4 separate regions of the Mus musculus genome follow, and all the other regions are linked to region 3. Evidence: chromatin loops called from intact Hi-C (ENCODE). Cell type or tissue: heart. All regions are shown on one strand. Each heading gives the region's core, and the rest is flanking DNA. Links, peaks and the distances in the headings are about the cores only.

Region 1 (3,710 bases), core at 1-2,500, 150 kb before region 3:
CACACCATACAGACACAGAAAAAAATACCAATAAAAGGAAAAAAATCTAGAGCTGAAAGTGACACAGTAAAGTAGTAGAGAAAGGACCTGATGCAGTAACAAAAGGCCTTGACTTGACACCTCTTACAGACCAGTCACTCTTGTCCTATGAGTCTCATTTTCCTGAGTTCTGAAAAAAGAAAGAAGTGTTTCTTTGTAGCCTTTCTATAACAAGGTTACAAAGAAAAAAATGAGATGATAAATGTATTGTTTCTCACTGATGACTTACTTTCTCTGAAGATTCACAACATGAATGTTACAAACATTCACAAGCCACCATCTCCCTCATTTATAGATAATTCTGAGGCTTTGTGGGTGTTTAATAGTTAGTATTTTACCTTAAAAGACTCATTCAAGAAGGAAAGGATCAAAAGAAATTCTGACTTCATTCCAAGTAAATGAACTAAGATTTAGAAATTCAAGCCAGGCCTGCTGGCACAGGCAACTCTAGGCAAAGGCTGGAGGATGCCAAGTTCAAAGCCAGTCTTCAGTCTTAGCTACATAGGGAGCTCAAGGCCAGGCTAGGTATATCAGGGAAACCACCTTTCAAAAGAAAATGCAAAAGATAAGAGAAGAAAGAGGAGGAGGAGGAAGGAGATGGAGTGAAGGGGCAGGGAGACAGAGAAGAAAGAGAGAATGCATTGCTTTAATCATGCAAGGGAGTAAAAGGAAGTGCTCAGAAAGCATAGGATTCCTTAAACCTTTTTTTTTTTTTTTTTTTTTTTTTTTAAGACAGGGTCTCACTATGTAGCCTTGGCTGTCCTGGAACTCACTATGTAGACCAAGAGGGACTCGAACTTATAGATCCACCTGCCTCTGCCTCCCAAGCGCTGGGATTAAAGATGTGCACTACTATGCCCATCTTACTTAAATCATTTTTAAATGAGCTGTGAAGCAGATTTGACAAGGGCACAGAACAATGAAACGAGACTCTATGAGACAAACCAACACAGAGATATATAATCGAGAAATCAGACACATCAGAATAATAACCCAAATCTCAAACCTGGGAAGAAATCTTGGTTGTTAAATATCCCAACGCCTCTCACTTTACAGAGGACAGTGGACTCAAGAAGGGGTCATTACTACTTCCATAAGGTTAGCGGCAACCGAGAACTCAGGCTGACAATTCCCATAGCGGAGAGGGCGTGCGAATGCTGCAAAAGCGTAGCTGCATTAACGGAAATGTCTGAATAGACCAGTAAGAGGATTTGGAAAGGAAAAAAAAAATCGTTGTGAAAAATCAAACACCGCCGCTGCCACGCGGGCCTCTGGGGAGCGCACCTGAGCGCTCGTGGACTCCGAAGCCGCGGCAAGTGACACTGGCACTCGCGACCACCCTAGCGCAGAGACCCCACTCACTCAACTCCCAGGCGAGGTCGCCCTCCGGACCCAGGAGAATTGTGGGTCATTCAGTCCGTCCCTTCCGTGAGGTCCCCGTCGTGCTTCCGGTACCGCCGGAAGCAGCTTCCCCATGGAATTCTGGGTTGTCTGTGGCTGGTGGAGGCCGGCTATGGCTGGTCCTGTAACCTGCAGCTTCGGCTGCTGGCCTGCAGTGGGGACCGGGTGCTCTGCAGTTCCCTCCCTTCTCCAGGAAGAACACGTACTTCAAACTTGCGTGTATCTAGCTGGAAGGAAGCGGCGCAAGGTGGCCCTAGAAAGCTCTAACGGGGTGGGCAGGGTAGGTAGTGGAGCTAGGGTTCTCCGGCTGCTGGCCCAGCCCGTTCACAGTGTGAACTTAGAGGTGTGTTGTCAACTCTGTGCCTCGACTTTATCTGTTGTATGGAATCACGGTACGGACTTCATAAGATCGTGGGAAGGTTTCAGTGACTTGTTGAGAGTACGAGTCAAGTAAACGTTTTTCGTTATGATTTTGGTTGTTTTTCTTCACTTTGGAGTTTTTCCGGTCTCCTCTTTGGCCACAGCCATCATCATCTCTTGAGGGTAACTCGTTTACACCTAGCACTACCACAGATTAAGGGAATAGCATAGAAAAGTTTCTTATCCCAAAGCACGCTTTACCATTATCTCTCATTGTCTACCCTAAACTCAGGTCCCTCAGTCCACTCATTTTCTTTAAAAAATTTTTGTCTTTTTTATTTGTATACACACACTGAATTCAGGAACTCAGGCTTGAAATAAGCTCCTTTATTCACGTAGCCATCTCATTACCCTTACCCCTTTCCATCACAAAGATTCAGTCAGTATTAATGACTATAGAGACTCCTGAAAACCTTTTTTATCTGAATCTCCATTAAGCCCACACTTGAAAATGACCCAAGTTCATAAACATGTATTGAAGTTCACTTTCTGTAAGCAGTTCTTTGCTCTCACTTGCTTTGGCAAGCATTGAGAAACCAGCTAAAATAATGTGTGGCCTACTAAAATTTACATCCAACCACCTGTTCATTTGCTTGCACCTGGACATTCCCTTTACCTCTACAACCTCAACCACATGGCCTTTTTTGCAGTTCAAACTCTGTCATCATCATTCCATCCGACCTCCGGCCTGGGTGCATTGTCTTTTCCTCAGACACTTTTTCTGTTAGTTTTCAGCTTCTGCTTCTCAGGCCTCTTTGAAAGTCCTTAACTCGGCTTTAACCCTTTCAACGTCTGTAGCCATTCTGTAGCCTGTAGTGTAGTTCTAATAGAATCACTGTATCTCTGGGCAAACATCAGAAGGAATAGTTGTTTTCTAGAAGTACTTGGACCTTGAAGAAATCATTGTAGAAAACTGTTTGGGTTCAGGAATCGCCACACAAACCATAGGAATAATAAGCAGGAATAGTTTATTGAATGCACATCCTAATACTGGTCAGACCAGAGACAGCTCAGAATTATCTCAACTATGACAATGGATATCCTTTCCTATTAACTTATAAAGGAAAAAAACCACAACGAGTTCATACACAGGTGCAGGAAATGCTGACTACTGGGCAACTCAGACTCAAGATATTTTAGACATAACAGTTCATATTGACCTTTAACCTCATGGATCCTACATGAAATTTTGTGGAATTTCTTAAGATTAATAAACCTCAGAACATAACCTAACAGATGCAGTCAGCATGATCCTGTTCTGAGTCAAATTATTTTTCTATGTCAATAACTGGCAGGCATATTACAGCCTCAATATAAAATAGTTTGTGAGCATGGAACAAAATGACTACAGCTATGCTGGGAGTGGTTGGGGGAAGTCAGACCATAACAAAAACAATGATTGTTTTATCTGTGGAGTTGTTTTTCTGCCTTTGAATGACTTTGGTTACAAGCTAGTCCTGGCAAACCTGGAGCCAATTTATTGGGTACTGGTAACAGTGTATAATAAGGACTACATTTGCAGGAGGGATGATGTTTTCCTTCAGAAAACATATAGATTAGATAAGGGGTGTTAAAACAAAATCCTAATCGTTCACTTTTACCAAATGAAGACTCAGAATCCAGATGCTGGGGTAAAAGCCTATATTAGCTCAGAAAGGCAGAGAAAGAACTCAGAAGGCCTTCTTCCTCAACTGACATCTCAGAAGGAAAAAGCCAGTTCTTCTCCACACTGTCTTAAACACCCTTCTAACTGAATGTCCCCTCTTTCTACTTCTTCTTTTTTAATTAATTTATTTATTTTTGTTTTTTCTGAGTCAGGGTTTCTCTGTGTAGCTGGCTCTCCTGGAACT
Region 2 (3,799 bases), core at 464-2,963, 180 kb before region 3:
AATGGAAAGTAGCTGAGACTTTGCTCTCCCAAAAGGTTTCTTTTTTCATGTGAGGAATGACTGTGTATGCTTCTTGCTGATACAAACAAGGTCAAATACTTCTCTACCTCAGTGCCTGTGACATTGATCTATCAAACAATGACCATAGTTAGTTGAGTTTTGAATTGTTTTAAATTGTTGTTTAAAGACAGGCTTTGTGGCAACCCTAACTTCCTAAGTAGCTGAGAATGACCTTGAATAACTCACCTTCCTGCCTTCACTTCCCATATGACAAAAACACACCACATGCTTAAATAAACAGATCAATTCCAATAACAACAAAACTTGACTTCTAGGGCTGGAGAGATGGTCCCAGTTAAAAGCACTGGTTAATTTTTTATTGAATCTGGATTTGATTCCAGCACCTACATAGTGACTTACAACCATCTGTAACTTCAGTTCCAGCAAACTGATGGTTTCTTCTGGCTTCCACTGGCACCAGGCATGCAAGTGATACACCAGACATAAGCACAGGCAAAGCCCATGCACACACACAGAGACATACACACTCACACACACACATACACAGGCAGAAAGGGCCTTGTTGGGAAGAAGGGTTTCAGTAGGAGGAGTTAGGATGAGACAGGGTGATAGTGAAAAAGACTAAAACTCACTAAATATATGAAGCTATCAAAAAAGAAAAATTTTAAGCTACTGCTGTGGTGGGACACACCTTTTTTTTAAATTTTTTTTGGGACACATCTTTAATCTTAGCACTTGGGAGGCAGAAACAGTTGGATCTTTATGAGTTCAAGGCCAATTTGGTCTACATAGTAAAATCCAGACCAGCTAGGGCTACACAGTTAGATTCTGTGTCAAAAAACAATGTTTATTTATTTATTCTAAAGAGCTCTAATGATAGTATTGCATAGTTTTTCATGGCATGAGATTCCATTAATTATTTAATCATCCCAATTAGTTATTGAACTTTTACTACTATAAATAATGATGTGTTGAATAAGTGTTTCAGTTAACTTTATGATATATTGGCAATATAGCTATATAACCAGTTATCTAAACTAATGTATTGAGCTTCAAATACCACAGACATGAATCAGGACACCAGTCTCCATAGTGGTGCATGTCTTTAATCCCATCACTTGAGAGGGAAACAGCTGATCGTCTGTGGGTTCAAGGCCAAGTTGGTCTACATAGTGAGATCCTGGCTAGCCAAGACTACATAGTACGGTCCTGTCTCAAATAAATAAATAAACTAAAAATAAAAAAAAAATAAGGGAGACACCACAATAATTTTGATGAGTTGGATAACAAAAAGTCAAGAGGACATAATTTACAAGAGGACATAAAGTAGTCTGAGCAAAGCCATAAGCAATGTATGCTTAAAGTGCCAATTTTACAAAAACAATCACTTAGTGTCTGTGTGTGGGCACATGCTTGTCACGGTACACACATAGAGGTCAGAGGACAATTTATGGAAGCCCGTTCCTCTTCCTCCTCCATGGAGGTTCCAGCAACTGGATCAGCAGTCTTGGCAGCAAGTGCATTAGCTCTTGGAGCCATATCACTGCCCTAAAGTGTTCTCAAATATAAAATCAATTTGTTTTACTCATTAGTTCAATCACTATTGGATGTCTATTTAATATTTTACTGCTAGAGATTCAGCAATAAGTAAAATAAGGTCCTGGCTCCTTGGAGCTTAAAATTTGGTAAGACACAGATGATGTAATTGCAAATAGTCAAAGACAGGGGAAGGGCACAGTCACTGGGGCACACATCGGAGTAGTAGTGGCAGAAACCCAAGTTCCTCCTTTGGTGTCCTATTAATATCCTTTTAGGGGCTTTTATTCTGACAAAGCTATCTTTTTATGTTATGCCCTTGTTCCTACTTGAAGCAACACATTTTATTCTCTGTAGTGTTGGATATCAATTCTAGGGCCTCACACATGCTCAGATAACCTTTAACCCCAAAGTAAAATATTTGAATGATGTGGAATAACACCATCACTTTTTGCTTTTCTGTTTATGTTCACATTCGTGTGGGTACATGTGTGGAGACAGGAGGATCACGTTATATTGAGTGTGTGTGTGGGTCTTCTTAATCAGTCTACCTTTTATTTTTAAATTTTTATTGCACTTCGTTAGTTCGGGGGTAGGGAGCGCTGTGAAAGTCTGAGGGCAACTTGCTAGAGTTGGTTTTCTCCACCAATTGAATCTCAAGGTTGATCAGATCTAGAGCAGATGTAAATTTTCTTTACTGATGGAGCCATCTGGAAGCCCCATCTTATTTTAAGAAATATGTATGTCATGTGTGGGTGTAGGGTCGTCGGCCCCCATCTCTCATTGAACCTGCTGGCCAATGAGGTCCAGGGAGTCTCCTGTCTCTGCTGGCCTACCATGTCACAGACTCCACCAAGCACACCAACCTTTTTAAAAAGTGGGTGCTTGAGTTCCAACCCAGGGTTCTGCATATCGAATATTAGCTACTGTGTCATCTCCTAGCCCTACATTTTTACTTTTCAAAATGTGTAATTTGGAGGCAGCAGAGCTAGTATATTAAAATGAGGAAAGAGCAAACAGAGATTATTAGGGAGTTACGGATCCTCGTTGTAAGAAAACGGAGCACGCCTACGCTTACGGATAGGGTGAAAAGACATTGAGAGGGTGCATTAGAAAGGGCACTGGGTTTGTGAGGTGGAGAAGGGACTGAGAGAAGGCACCAGCTTTTAACAGCTTCAAGTTTCCCCGAGGGCACATGCTCCTATTTTCTCCAGGATGGACACGCTCCACATTTAAACTTATAGTCGAAAACTAAACATTCTGCAGATTTTCTTATCGTATGTTTTTTAAAACGTGAAAAGATGAAAATTCCAATACATTTAACCGTTTCATACTAGGGAGGCGCGTGACGCTCAAAAGCTTCTTCCGATCGGATGAAGGGTAGCGGAAGGGACTACCGGGAGGGGCAGAAACCTGCACTTAGAAAGACTTCGACTATACCTTAGATGTGGCTAGCTCACTACGGTGTGACAGACACCTTCAGCCCCCAAATGCCTTTCTAGCCCTTAAGCCTTCCCTCCGGGGCATTTCCAGAGAGTCCCCACCCACGCGCAAATCATAGTGCCTCATCCCCTGAGTCCTCACCTGACTCTCTCCTAACCCTCACTCCACAGCTTAGACAGTGTAATCAGGTATCCGGGAAGTGTGGAAATGCATCCTGGGACAAGTAGTTCTAACAAGAAGAAAGCAGTGTAAAACTACAATTCCCAGATAGACTTGTTTTACCTCTCTCTTATGTTTCACAAGCCCCCTTTAAAGGAAAGCCTCTCTTAATCGCATCGGCTGTATAAGAAAGCCTTTTGAGGCATTTTTTTTAGTTGAGCACATCATTTCGAGGCCATTCTGAGGTAAACCGAGAAAAGAGCGTAAAGAAACCGAGCGAACGAGCAAATCTGGCACTGCGTTAGACAGCCGCGATTCCGCTGCAGCGCGCAGGCACGTGTGTGGCCGCCTAAGGGGCGGGTCCTTCGGCCAGGAGACCCCGTCGGCCACGCTCGGATCTTCCTTTCCGATCCGCCATCGTGGGTGAGTGTATGCTCTGTGGCCGCGCTCTGGCTAGTGGCGCTACGCGTCGCTCTCACGGGTGTCGTCGGATCTAATCCGTCTCTTTTCGAATGCAGGTGGAGCCGCCGCCACGATGCAGATCTTTGTGAAGACCCTTACGGGGAAAACCATCACGCTCGAGGTACGGGCCACCTTGCCGTTGAGGAAGCCAAGGCCTGACTGAGGCCCTTAGTGTTTG
Region 3 (3,799 bases), core at 704-3,203:
ACTCTAACAAGCATTTATACTGAATTAATTTCTCACATATATAAAAGAAGTATCTTCAAGTCAAAAAGTACAAGATTCTTGTAATGATACTGGACTGAGAAAGAAGTCTAAATCTTCAGCAACTGATAACCACTTTAGTACTCACAATGAATCTGCACTACAATACCGTAACAATAAAATGGAGTCATTTGTATTACTCTGATCTAAGTACTGATATGCTTTCAATATTCAATTTCTAGCTCAAAAACCCCATTCCTACTTAACAGATGCTCAGTATTACAAACAAAAGATTTAACTAATTAACCCAGCTCTCAAGACTTCAGTTATTTATAAACCTCAAAATACCTTTAAACAATTCCTCAAATATTAAACAATTTAATAATTCATCAATAACACAATAAGCCATCTAATCAAACTTGGATATTTAAATTGTTTGCTACAAAGTCTTCCTGACCAATTGTAATGTTAACTGAATTTTTCACTTCTGAAACATATTAGTTCACCACTTTCCATTTTTGAACCACTTATTCTTATACTAAAAAGGTTAATAAATATCTTTCCACATATATAACTTCAGTTAAGTCTTTTCCCTGTGGTAGACAAGATTTCTCTATCTCCGTCATTTTACCAAATGACCAAAGATGACACAATGTAGTTTGAATTTCAGCAGTCAAGACAATAAATGACAAAACAGAATTGGCAAAGTCACGGATAAAGTTTACCAATTTTAACAGGTATAACTATTTGGTTGTGATAAATGGGGCAGGCACATAAGAATACCGCTCCTTCCAAGATCCAATTAAACTACCTGATTTTTTTTTTTCTGGCCAAAGAACCAAATTAAGTCGTGAAATCTAAGTTCAAAGTATGTAATGTTTCAAAGAATATAAGTTACCAAGAAAGAAGAAGACACTTACATTTGGAGCATGACCTGGTTCAAGAATACCCCATCCACTAAAGCCACATACTCATCCAGGTTAGTCCCATTTCCTGCAGCCAGAGGTCCAAACGTTTTAACCTAGAACAGAAGGATTATCACGACGTGAACGCCCACCTCCATCTCTGCAGCCACAAATAACACGGCCAAATATACCATAAAGGACATCTTCCTTACCCAAGTGACCAAGGGGCTGGTCATGAACTGCTCCAGAAGGGGAGTGAAGATTTCGTTCTCCATTTTACAGATTATATATTCAGGAGGGGGCGGGGGGAGGAAGTACCACAAATACGCCCAGGGAATTGGTCAGTAAATGTAGAAGACGGAATCAATGAAAGTTCATTCCGGCAGGAGAGGAAAATCCCATCGAAGAAGGGGAAGAGCTGTCCCTCCTTAGCCCCCCCGGGGAAACGAGCCCGAATCCCGCGCTGAGCCGCAGCCGATGCTGGCAGTCTGCACCCGGTGAGGAGGGGCAGAAAAAAGGCATCTGGAGGAGGAGGACGCGGAGAGCGGCCGGGGCACGAGACAAAAAGCCCGTCAAGGTTGCCCCGCTCCCGGGGGGAGCCGGCCAGCGCAGCGGCCGCCAAGAACTCAAGCCCAACGTGGGGGCCGAGGGGGCCGGGCTGGACCTGGGCGAGCGGTTCTGGGCGTTCCGGCCGCCAGTGGGCACGGGCGCCGAGAGCTGGGAGCGTCTGCCCGCAACCTCACAGCCTCAGGCGCGGCTCGCCCCTCTCCAGGCGCTCAGCATCCCTCCGCGGCCTCGCGCTCGCTTCAGCGCCCTGGCCTTGGCCGGGGTCCGGAGCACCGAGGCGTGTCCCTGACCGTCCGGCTGCAGGAGCCCCGCCAGCCTCCGTGTGCCTCAGCGACGCCCGGACGCTCCGCTGCCGCGCTCCAGCCTCCTCCGCCGCCCTCTGGAGGAGCTAGGGTAACGGCCTCGGAACCGCAGTGCCGCAGCACACCCGCCGCCGGCCTGGCGGGCGAGCGCGCCACTCCCTCCGCGCCAGTATCCTTCCGCCGACTCCCCGCCCTCCCGCGCCTCTACCTCTGGATTGTGGGAGAAGAAAACCGCTGCAAGAGCGCGCTCCCGCGTGAGCGCGCCCCCGGCCGGCCCGCCGCCGCCCAGATTCTGGCGGAGCGTGGACGCGCGGACGATGCAGCTGCGGCGGGGGCCCGCGTCGAGTCCGCGCCCCGGACGGATGCCAGGGTGTAGGGGGCGAGACTGAGGAACCGGGCAAGACTGAGGAACCGGGTCTGTCTGCTTGCTCGCTCATGTCTAATTATGGTTTCTTTCCTCCTGGAGCGCCTTCTTTCATGTGTGAAGGAAAAGGAACGAAACCCATCTTTTTTTTAAACACGAGGGGTGCAGACATCCTCTTTCGGACACTTTGATTTGCTCTGTTAAACATGCTTTCTCGCCCCCTAAAAGGCCTAGGAAAGCTGCAGCAAGAAGCAAAAGCACATCTTGGGGGGATGGAGGTTGTTTTTGTTTTCCCGTCTTTTCATATATATATGAAATATTTATAGATATAATATATATTTATATAATTTATATATTATATATATATGAAATATTTATAAGAGTCGAGAATAACCAAAGCTGCCTTTCAACATGGGATTTCCTGACTGGAGTTTCCATGATGCAGGCATTATTTTTTGACTTCTTGGTCACTGGGAAAAAAAATCCAAATTGAGAGCCACAAGAGAAAATATTTAGAAATCATCCAAGTTGTGTGACAAACATTTGTTAAAAATCATTTATCTTATGTACTAGAGGGCCCATCAAAATATGACAGTTCCACAGCAAATTAAATGTTATTCTTCCTCATACCCATAGCATGTCCAGGATAAGATGGAATAGAAAACATCTTTTTCCAAACACAATATGGTATTGTGATATTACAATGCATTTTATGTTTGCACAGTGCTTACAAGTACCTATCCTCTTTGACTACTCATATGTTTAATGATATCTATTTTTGTATGTTTTATTTTTCATTGATTGTATGAATTTTTGCCTTGGATGTATGTTTCTTCCCCACTTATGTGCCTGGTTCCTGTGGAGGTCAGAAGAGGGCACTAGGTTCCCTGGAACAGAGGTTAGAGGCAGCCATGAGCCACTGGATGCCAGGAATCAAACCCTGGTCCTCTGCACCAGCAACCAGAGCTCATAACCACTGAGTCATCTCTCCATCTCTCATAATTTAAGGTAACAGTAAACATGTTTTATCATATACTAAATTAAACACCACAATTTCTTCAGGATTTCTTTTGTTTGTTTGTTTGTCTGTTTGCTTGTTTTCAAGACAAGGTTTCTCTGTGTAGCTGTCCTGGAACTTACTTGTAGACCAGGCTGGCCTCGAACTCAGAAATCTGCCTGCCTCTTCCTCTGCCTTCCAAGTGCTGGGATTTAAGATGTGCACCACCACGCCCAGCAAAAGTTTGTTTGCGTCCAACGTGGGGCACGAACCTTCAGGATTTCTGATAGCAAGACTCACTAGCTGTGTGAACCTAGACACATTACTGAGCCCCTCTCTTCCCATGTAAAGCAAGAAAAAACAATAAAGACCCATGAGATGGCAGTTCATTGCAAATGATCTGCTACTGCAAGCAGTAGCATTGTGGTCATTATTCCCCGGAATTCTAATCTTTATAAACAACTTGGAACACTACAGCCTCTACTTGAGTTCAGTTGCAGGAGAAAAAAAAAATGCCTTGCTTCTGGAGTATCTGCAAACGAAAGGCCTTCTAAAATCATCATACTTCGGATTATACTGAATCCATGTAGTACAGAGCATAGCCTCGAATTTTCCTGGCCTATGCAGAAATCCTGAGTCATCCTGGTTATAAACAGTCTTTTTCTTT
Region 4 (3,799 bases), core at 696-3,195, 200 kb after region 3:
ATGCTGCATAATTACCGATGTGTATATTTATTAAGTACCCATTTATTATTTTAAAATATGCATACAATTAGAAGCAGACTTAAATACTACTTAAAAAATTCTTCTCCTTGGTCAAAGGATTTAACTTCATACCACAAACAGGCTCTCCTTGCTTTAAAAACATCTCTTTGAATTATTTCTTAATGGTAGTAAGTGAACACTCTGAATTTTCTTTTAAGCCATTTCTTTCAAATGTGACTTAGAACAAAAGGTTTAGTGCATATAGAACAGACCTGGCTTACTTTAAAGATCAAAGAATACATTGTATTGCAATACAAACAGTGGCTCAATTAAAAACCAACATTAAATCACCAATATAAAAACTGCTTTTCAGTCTGAAACTCTCAAACTGAAGGAAAATATATATGGTTCCTAATTTTAGTTACCAAACTTTTTTTCTTGTCTGGAAAATATTCCCATCTTTGTCACATAAATAATACATCCTGGATCACAGATGAAGTTTTCAAATTAAAGATAAACAACTACTTGCCTGCTGTTTCTGATATGCAGTGTTTGGATTTATCTTTGACTCTAAGAGTAGCGATCCTGAAAGAGTAAAAAAAAAAAAAGTCTGAAATTATAAAACCTTCAGTAGCACACATCTAGTAAGCATTTCATGTCTTCTCACCAGATGAACATCTGAAGCTACAAATGTATTTTAATTCATATTTTCTAAATAAAGACTACATGGTTAACTTAGACTGTTTCATCCTACCTCCATATGTCCTCAGAAGGAAGGAAATGTGAAATCAATATTCAGACTATGAGGTAACTAAAACCTTTAAGGTCTAATTGACCATTTGAAGACTAAACTTTAACAAAAGCTGTTTCACTGAATTTCCTGTCTAACAAAACAAATTACAAGGACCCCAGAGAGACTTACCATACAAATGATATTTATCCTTTTCCTTTGACAAACCCTCCTCTTCATAATGTAGAAATAAATGCCTCTTAACTCCTAATGAGGGACTCTGCACTAGTACAACATTTGCCCAAAATGATCTAAGATTGCTATTCTTTTATTTCTTGAATGCATTAGCTGTTCCAGTTGGGCAGCTCTTGAGTATATATAAGTAGTAGCTTTTTTATTATGGCTGTCAGTTTTTAATATTAAAATGGTTTCTATGAATTCTGCAATCAACAAATACAACTTCACAGTCCGCTTTAGTTTTCTAACTTGCCGAGATTGTGGAACCCACTTTTTCACTCCCTACAACGGCAGCCTTGGAGGGATCAATCAATAAATATGTACGTGCTTGTGTGTTTCGTGGCAACAGTCTGTAGTAACTCCAAGAGAAAGTCCGTTTTAGTTTTCCCCAGCACCTGGCGATTGGAACAACTGAAACTTGTTTTTAAGGCAGAGTTTCTCTAAACCTTTTATGCTACATAGGTACAACCGACAGGACTGTACCTAAAGCGGCTCGGGAGTCGGGGGTCATCTCATGGGCGATATTCCTACCTGGTCTTCTACTGACTTCCCACTCATACATTCTAAACCTCAACTACCGGGTTGGGATGGGGGGGTGGGGGGGGGGGGAGAAGGAGTCAAATCCTCAATAGGGATGGAGGCGGAGAACTGCGAGTTCACGTCTGACAGAGAGTAAATCCAGGCCCAGCAGTTTGTTTTTATCGTAAAGAAGGGCAGGCTCAAGACCAATGCGCTGTCCCTAGTGGTGCTAGTCAGAATACAGTACCGGAGCGCAGCGCTTAACCCTCAGGTTGTGCCGCAACCGATGCACTATCCCCTACCCCACCGTTCCAATACCCTTACCGTCGGACTCGGCACGAACCAGCAGCGACATCCCCTTGAGCTCCTCTACGTAAGTGGAGGAGACGTGCCCGGTGCCTCGGTCGTCCCATTGCCGGTCTTCGTTAAGGGTATAGACCTTCACTCGCCTCCGTGTATCCGACATGGTGGCTTCTGGCCCCACCGTTCCAGCCGCCACCTCCTCGCTCACCTCGCCGGTATCCCTCACTCTTGAGAGCCGGTAGTGGCGGCAGCGGCGGTGGTGGCAGCGACTCTGGAGAGGCCCGAGTTTACCATGGCTCTAAAGGTTTAGCCGCGAGAAGGGGTGACCAGAGCCACCGAGAGCCCTCCGCTCGTGGTCTCCGCTACCCCTCCCTTCACCGCGGCGCACAACCACTCTCCCTTCCTTTTGCGTCCCGGAGCTCGCTCGCTCTCCCGCTGCCGCCGCCCGCCGCGGTTACTACTACAGATCCGCCATCTTGTAACCCGACTCTCTGCCTTTCTCTTCCTCTTCCAGCAGGTTCGTACGGGCTGCCCTAGCAGGGGCTACGGCGGCCGACGAGCCCAACGCACAGTACCTTTACCTCCGAACACACTTCCGGAGAGTCAGACCTCGGCGATCTCGCGAGGAGTGCGCCGCCGAGGTGAGCCGGCCAAGGAGGGACTTCCTCCTCTTTCGGCCCCGCTTCCTGATTCGGGAATCTCAGTTGGGCGGGGAAGTCCCGCGAGCTTTTCTACCTGCGCCGGGAGGAAGCGTGTGTAGAAGGTTGCCTTGGCGATGGAGTTGCCGAGTTGTTCTTCGGGATTTGTAGGGCTGATGTTGGTCATGTGGCGGGTTGTCAACTCTGGACTTGCTCTCAGCAGAACAGAGCCAGGCTGAGAAGTCCGAATGCGTGCACAGGACTAGAGTGAAGCCAAGTGTAGGGACTCAGGCTGACAGCCCGAAAAGGACTGAGACGGGGTGAGGGTGTTCGAGTCATTCGTGAAGACGATGGGAGGTCGAGCCTTCACCCACTAAAATCCGTTATAGAATCTGCGAGGCTTCTGCCGGGAAGGTGTTCCATGGCCACGATGAGCAGTGGGCGATCTAATGTTCCACAAACGCGTTGACAGTTCCTATTTCCCGCCGAAGCGTTCTTCCGTTAGCCGGGTACCACGGACCATTAAAAGGTTCAGAGAGACCGGCGGCAGCGACGAGGCAAGCACAGGCGTACAGCCTCACAATCCTCGGGGAGCTCTCAGCTTCATGTGCCGCAAGAACGGTTTCCAGCGTGAAGTTAACGTCGCTCAGAGCGTGACGCTCGCCCGAAGGCATCCGCTCCCAGCGTAGTTCTGCCGCCTCTCCGTTCTCTTATATGGTCCCTCAACTCTTGGCTCTAACCTGAAAGGTGAACACGGGGCAGGTGCACATGTTGATCCCGCGGTGTATTTCGGGAGTTGTAGTCATCACCATGCTTGTCAAAGTGTGCTTATGATTTGACGAGGTTAGGCGGCAACTCATGTTTAAAAGGGTGTCTTATGTACATAGTCGCTTGATTGAAAAGGATTTCAAAATTTGAACTATCATTGCGATTCTTTAAATGTATGAGGGACCAAGAAAATTAGCCTGGTCTGCTGTCATTTGCCTGTAACGACTGCATATGGAAATTGCAGCCTATGGTATGTAACAGGATTCTGCCTATGATAAAAGGACGTGAATCACTATACATAAGTCCCTGATAATCTGTGACTGATATGGACAAAATGTACTTTGAACCAGGGAAAATATGACTTGTTTGGGGAAGGCCATAGAAAGCTTTCCAGAGTCAGTGTTTTAGCCCAATGTTAGAGGACACCCAAGGATTTGTCTAAGCATCCTTTTCATTGCCCACTCTAAAGGAGAAAAGAACGTTGGCAAGAGCACTGGATAGATCCTGGAAGCCCACTCAGCCTTTAGGACAGAAATTTCAGGTGCCCAGAGCATTCTCTGTAGAATGTTTTGGTCAGGGTCCATCCAGCTTATGCTGTAGTCTG

The links. A loop is a pair of places that touch in the nucleus more often than their neighbours do. Peaks named below come from ENCODE experiments on the same cell type or tissue, not always from the same donor. Only the 100,000 strongest peaks of a DNase experiment are listed, where the experiment ranks them.
Region 1: it touches region 3 in a loop (3-fold over the local background); 11 of 42 quality-filtered maps call a loop at or near these places.
Region 2: it touches region 3 in a loop (13-fold over the local background); 4 of 42 quality-filtered maps call a loop at or near these places.
Region 4: it touches region 3 in a loop (10-fold over the local background); 2 of 42 quality-filtered maps call a loop at or near these places.

Annotation. Positions count from the first base shown.
Region 1 is chr11:29,524,179-29,527,888 of GRCm38, reverse strand. Mtif2 (mitochondrial translational initiation factor 2) reads right to left here and starts at 1,492. Exons shown (of 14, transcript NM_133767.3): 1 at 1,046-1,492. In heart, for the core only: a CTCF peak has its summit at 1,382; a DNase peak (open chromatin) is centred at 1,508; H3K4me3 peaks cover 2,227 bases; H3K27ac peaks cover 1,520 bases.
Region 2 is chr11:29,547,624-29,551,422 of GRCm38, reverse strand. It overlaps Clhc1 (clathrin heavy chain linker domain containing 1), which reads right to left and starts at 3,473. Exons shown (of 12, transcript NM_028504.1): 1 at 3,283-3,473. Rps27a (ribosomal protein S27A) reads left to right here and starts at 3,383. Exons shown (of 6, transcript NM_024277.2): 1 at 3,383-3,582; 2 at 3,678-3,742. The coding sequence starts at 3,695. In heart, for the core only: a CTCF peak has its summit at 1,721; no DNase peak of the experiment used is centred there; H3K4me3 peaks cover 853 bases; H3K27ac peaks cover 684 bases.
Region 3 is chr11:29,371,726-29,375,524 of GRCm38, reverse strand. Ccdc88a (coiled coil domain containing 88A) reads right to left here and starts at 1,867. Exons shown (of 31, transcript NM_001363368.1): 1 at 1,115-1,867; 2 at 918-1,018. The coding sequence starts at 1,177. In heart, for the core only: CTCF peaks have their summits at 988 and 1,858 (motif pointing left); a DNase peak (open chromatin) is centred at 1,954; H3K4me3 peaks cover 1,759 bases; H3K27ac peaks cover 1,407 bases.
Region 4 is chr11:29,171,459-29,175,257 of GRCm38, reverse strand. It overlaps Ppp4r3b (protein phosphatase 4 regulatory subunit 3B), which reads right to left and starts at 2,282. Exons shown (of 16, transcript NM_134034.3): 1 at 1,811-2,282; 2 at 530-585. The coding sequence starts at 1,952. In heart, for the core only: a CTCF peak has its summit at 1,722; DNase peaks (open chromatin) are centred at 1,877, 2,377 and 3,097; H3K4me3 peaks cover 2,500 bases; H3K27ac peaks cover 2,233 bases.